Linked DNA regions of Homo sapiens: region 1 is linked to region 2. A link is a loop called in an ENCODE intact Hi-C map of the cell type or tissue named here. Cell type or tissue: IMR-90. All regions are shown on one strand. Each heading gives the region's core, and the rest is flanking DNA. Links, peaks and the distances in the headings are about the cores only.

Evidence for each region. A loop is a pair of places that touch in the nucleus more often than their neighbours do. Peaks named below come from ENCODE experiments on the same cell type or tissue, not always from the same donor. Only the 100,000 strongest peaks of a DNase experiment are listed, where the experiment ranks them.
Region 1: it touches region 2 in a loop (2.7-fold over the local background); 1 of 110 quality-filtered maps calls a loop at or near these places.

Annotation. Positions count from the first base shown.
Region 1 is chr5:117,802,217-117,805,031 of GRCh38, forward strand. The region is part of intron 1 of LINC02147 (long intergenic non-protein coding RNA 2147); the gene reads left to right. Among named protein-coding and RNA genes, the nearest start is that of LINC02147, 73 kb to the left of the region's middle. In IMR-90, for the core only: no CTCF peak of the experiment used is centred there; a DNase peak (open chromatin) is centred at 1,505; H3K27ac peaks cover 1,498 bases.
Region 2 is chr5:117,888,414-117,891,228 of GRCh38, forward strand. All of the region lies in intron 1 of LINC02147 (long intergenic non-protein coding RNA 2147), which reads left to right. Among named protein-coding and RNA genes, the nearest start is that of LINC02147, 160 kb to the left of the region's middle. RefSeq lists enhancers at 287-436, 467-646. In IMR-90, for the core only: no CTCF peak of the experiment used is centred there; a DNase peak (open chromatin) is centred at 1,398; H3K4me3 peaks cover 345 bases; H3K27ac peaks cover 739 bases.

The DNA.
Region 1 (2,815 bases), core at 229-2,728, 86 kb before region 2:
GGCTTGGCTCTGTGCCCCCACCCAAATCCCACTTTGAATTCTAATGCCTATAATCCCCACGTGTCAAAGGTGGGACCAGGTGGAGATAATTGATTCATGGGTGTGGCTTTCCACATGCTGTTCTGGTGCTAATGAGTGAGTCTCCCTAGATTTGATGGTTTTATAAGCATCAGGTATTTCCCCTGCTTGCACTCACTCCATCCTGCCACCCTGTGAAGAAGGTGCCTGCTTCTCCTTTGCCTTCCATCATGATTATAGGTTTTCTGAGGCCCCCTAAGTAATGCAGAACTGTGAGTCAACTAAACCTCTTTTCTTTATAAATTACCCAGTCTCAAGTATTTCTTCACTAAAATATGTCCTTTGTAGCAACATGGATGAAGGTCATTATCTTAACGCAAGAACAGGAAACCAAATACTGCATGTTCTATTTTGTAAGTGGGAGCTAAATATTAAATACACGTAGACAAAAACTATGGGAACAATAGACACTGGAGAGTACTAAACAAGGGAAGAAAAGAGGGTGCTTTGATTAAAAAAAAGGATTTGTAGGAACCCTCTCTATTAGGAAAATTAGTGTTACAAAGACTCACATGAACTGTCATTTGTCTTTTGACCTAGTGACAACAAAAAATTTGAGGTTCTCCACATTAAAATATATTTTAAAAAGGAAATTCCTGATATAGATGATACTCTGCAAACCAAGGACCTTGGTAGGAATTCTGACATTTTGGTTATGGCATAATTGCTGACCAAGAGTTTTGGTTTAAGAGAACTTTGGGCAGAATCTCAAGTGTTGAACCTTGTTAAATTTCTATTTCTTTGTGCTAAAATTACCATCACCCCAAATTAATGAGTTTTTCTGAATCGTTCCCTCTTTCAGTGCCTTGTTCTTTTCCTACCATAGTTTGTAACTATATAGTATATGTTCGTATATTAGCTTAATAGCTATCTTTACAACTAATCGGTATCCCTGACAAGGCAAGGCTACTGTTTCGTTCTCCAATCTCAGGAATATCACCTGACACAAAGGGAACATTGATAAATATTTATTCGGTGCAAAAATGAATGCGACTGATTATTGAGAGAATTTTCACCCTATGATATAAAAAAATTAGCTATCTAAATTCATTTCCATAGTTACATGACAGAAGAATTCCACAATAAGAGCTATATAGTCCTTTGTAATTAAAGAGTAGACTTTCTGAAAATATATATGGGCAAATATAGAGATTATTAGCAGCTTTATATTCATCCCATTCTTTCTAATATCACGTGTGGCATATTTAACCTACTTGTCAAGAGGAAATAGACATTATATATACTTTGAATACCATGCGCAGCAGAGGCTTGTTTCATTTGTTTGCATGCAATTCTCAGTTTATCTAGAATAACAGCAGAAGATGAAATTCCTGGGAGTTTTCCTGTAGTTTGGAGTTAGGCTCAGCACTTACCAGAGTTAGTAATTGCATATTTATTTATGTTTGCTTAATATCTGTATTTCCTGAGGGCAAGGATGATTATCCTCATAACTATGTGTATATATTCTAGCATCCCATCGGCGTTACTATTTTTCTGCTTAGGAATGACAGACATGTACTACATAATCCCTTAGAAATGGAGTCATGGAGACTGTGTGCATTTGTAATTGCCTTGTTATCTGGAGACATTCTAGGGTGTCATTAAATTTTATTGGGCATTTCAGGAGTATTTTTATTCCCTCTAAGGTCTTGGTATGGATTTATACCAGAAATTATTTTTAGGGCAAAGCAGAAAAACTCTAGAAAAAATAACATACCTATGAGCCCCATTTAGTTTTCAAAAAATAAACATTATCATAAAATCTGCATTTCAGAGTTTACAACTCAGTTTTTTTGTTTCATTTTGTTTTACAGTGATAAGAGAGAATATTCTTTACACAGTAATAAATATAAAATTTGGTGTATGTATTTTTTTCTAAAATACACATTTCCAAAGTTACTTAGGAAAAGGTTTGAACCGCAAAATTTATTAAGTGCACAACGCAATGAAACAAGGATCAAATGTTACCTCCTTCTTGATGAAGGGAAAAAAGCAAAACTTTTCAAGGAAATATACTTCATAAACAGATTTTAACTCAAAGTTGTTTGTATTTAAATATATAAAGTTAACCAGAGAAATAAAACTCTATAGCCAAGTACCTCATAATTACCGAAGAATATTAGCTTTTGCTTGGTGTTCTGATTATTTATAATTATTGCTATATATTTTGGAATACCTTTTAATTATAGAATTTGTTTATTTCACTTTGTGTTATTAACGGGAAGATAGCTCTGTAATAGATTACGGAGGAGAGAGGTGCAAGTGGGAGAAGTGACAGGGAGAAGGGAGGCTTTTCTCCTCTCTGAACTAAGAATGGTTTATTAACATTTGTGTTATCACACTCTGGAGAAGGAAATTGTATCCCTGCTCTGTAAATTTTTTTTTCATGCAAAGATGTTGAATTAAAAGGAAAATTGTCATACTAAACAGTTCATTTCATAACATTTGATTCTGCACGTATAAGGAATTAACCTAATGTCTCAAAGAGTTCACATAACAAGTTAATAGAGAGCAACAGATGGAAATAGGTACAGAGAACAATGCAATGTCTTCTAGGTTTTACCTTTATGGGTGATAGTTTCTTGAGTGTTGAGCCTATTCTAGGATACATAGACATGATGAACATTTCAAGAGTCTCTTTACACTGAAAAGAAGTGGTGTAAAAGAAAAATTGCATCTATTAGAATTAAATGGGCAAGAACAATTTTATTCTAGAGTATTTCAATAGGGTTTAAAA
Region 2 (2,815 bases), core at 83-2,582:
CCTTTTTGCACAGGGCTATTCTGGTTTCATAGATGCAATATCTCAAAATCTTGTTAAAATACAAATTAAACATTTGAAAATGTCTTTTTTATTCTTTGCAGTACTCTATTTCAGAGGATGTATTTGGTCTGATTTCTTGGAACATATTATCTTTTTAAAGATATGTGATTTTTTTCCCTATTTACTGGAAAGTATTAATCTCACTGATAAGGATGGATAAATTGGAATAGAAATAAGGTTCCTCTGGGATTGGTGAGGATATCTATCTGAAATTACGGTAAATCTATTATTTTCTTTTCAACTTTCATCTGAATTGGAAACATTCACTATGTAAATTCAGAGATATGGCAGCCTGAGTGTAAAGAGAAAATGAAAGCTAGAATCGGAAAGTTTGCCTCTGCAAGGAAGAGTTCCTGTTTCATGTTTTCCCAAACCATCAGAAGCTCTGTTTTGGACCTGACACAGCTGCTCTTGTCAAAAGCCAATCTCTTCAGGTTCCCTTTTATCTTCAGAGCAAGAGGCTTGCAGCTCAGTGTGGCTTCAGCAAACTGAACCCATCCTATAAGCATCAGTGAGTTTGAAGCAGGTCCCCTGACTGCCCCACAGCTGGCTTCACCTCTAAACTTACCCTGTTTATTAAAGATTGGACAAGCTTCCACCAGTATCTCCTTTGGTTATTTCTTATGCAGACTGTTCTTAGGCAAAGGAAACACATTTGGTTTTTTCTCTAATCTCATCTCATGTTCTCTAGATTTAGCTAAAATTTCTCATTGTTTATGACGTGGATCTCATTTCTCTTGTGCATGTTTCTCCTTGATTTGGATATTTTCATGAACATTTTAGAAGGAATTGCTCCCAAAGCACTAGTGTTCACTTGTTTTTTTTTTTTCCTTGCTCATATCCATTTAAAATATGATTGGCTTATGTCAATCACAATAGCCTCACTGTTTATATATGTCACAGAATATGCAAAACGGAGGTTGACACAGGTAGGGTGCTGGGAGACTGGCAACCTCACTGTGCAGTCAAGAGGGATGAAGGCCTAAGGGAAGGGTGTTGGTGATAGAGGATGTTAATCAATTGAGCTTCTCCAGTGGACTGGACCTGAAGTAGTCAGTGGTATCCTGTGTCTTGATTCTACTTCTCCCTTTATTCCCAAACATCTGCTATGGTGTATGTCTGTCTGTGGCATCTTCTTTCTGCCTAGGACTTTGCATTCTCTCTTCCCTAGGATAACTGACATTTTCCATCCTCTGTCAATACAAATTTATTGGTTCACCTCTTCTGCACTCTGTTGGAAGTAGACCAATTATTGCAGTTTACCCAGTAACAGAAAAAAGCACACATCTTGAGCACCAGAGAAACATTTGTACATTAGTCATTTCCTTTTACAGATTAAATCTACTTTGTAGCTTACATTCTCATGTGATGGGGAAACCATTTGATGACTGAGTTTAAGTGTTAACAGACTTCTCCAAAAGAACCTGATATGCAGTATGATCATTTTCTTGATACTTCAAATAGTGGCAATTTGGAGCAGTAGATCTTGCTTGTTTCTTCAGTTTGAAGGGAAAATTTAAGCAGCTTTATAGTTTTATTTTTATATAAGTCAAACCAATATTGCTTTTGGATTATCATTTCTACTAAAATTCATAATTGTCTATAAGAAAGTGGAATGACCCTTATTTCAGATAAATCAAAGGAAATATTAGTTTGCTTTTGAATAGAATCTATTTTGCCAAAATCAATCTATAAATGCATCTGGACTTGATTAAAATAACTTCGTCTTTATTTTTTTAACTTTTTTTGTAATGGTAAATGCTAGATAAATTATTATTATTATTATTATTATTATTGAGACGGAGTCTTGCTCTGTTGCCCAGGCTGGAGTGCAGTGGCATGATCTCGGTTCACTGTAACCTCTGCCACCCACGTTCAAGCAATTCTCCTGCCTCAGCCTCCTGAGTAGCTGGGACTACAGGAACCCGCCACCATGCCCAGATAATTTTTTTGTATTTTTAGTAGAGACGGGGTTTCACCGTGCTAGCCAGGATGGTCTCGATCTCCTGACCTTGTGATCTGTCCACCTCAGCCTCCCAAAGTGCTGGGATTACAGGTGTGAGCCATTGCACCCGGCCAGTAAATTATTGTGAATTATAACTGTGTGAGAATCTATTTTATGAAATATTTTACCAGAATAAAAGTTCTAAATGTCACACTAATGTGTGTGCATTTGTTGCATTTGTTCAACTTTCTAAAAGGAAAAAAATTGAACATTATTGACTAATACCTAAGGTAAATATTTTCATGTCTGATCTGACTATTTAACACGTGGGAACGAGCTGATGCAATTCTGAAAGGATGCAAATAGTCTGTTTTTATATTATCCACTGAAGTTTAACAACTGTGACTCCAAAGAAGAGGGAAGAGCCAATTGCCTTTTCCTCTTTATATTTTACTTTTCATTTGTGTCATAGACACTTGGATAATCTGGGAACATGAACTAGGAGATTTCTTTTCTATTACCAATGTGAAGGTTTCTTCATCTGTGAATATGTGAATATGGAGAACTCTCACTAGGAGAGTACAGTCCAGTAAGACTTAGGCCATTTCATTCCCAAACTAGTAATTATTTAGTTGTTAGTATGTGTCAGGCATTTTTCTAGGTACCAACTGATGATTACCATTTCTCAGTTAACATAACACTCACAACAACCTATGAGTTAGATGCTATTTTTATCCCCATTTCAGAGATGAGGAAGCTGAGGCATGGAGAGGTTAAGAAGCTTGCCCATAGTCACTTAAGTAGTAAGTT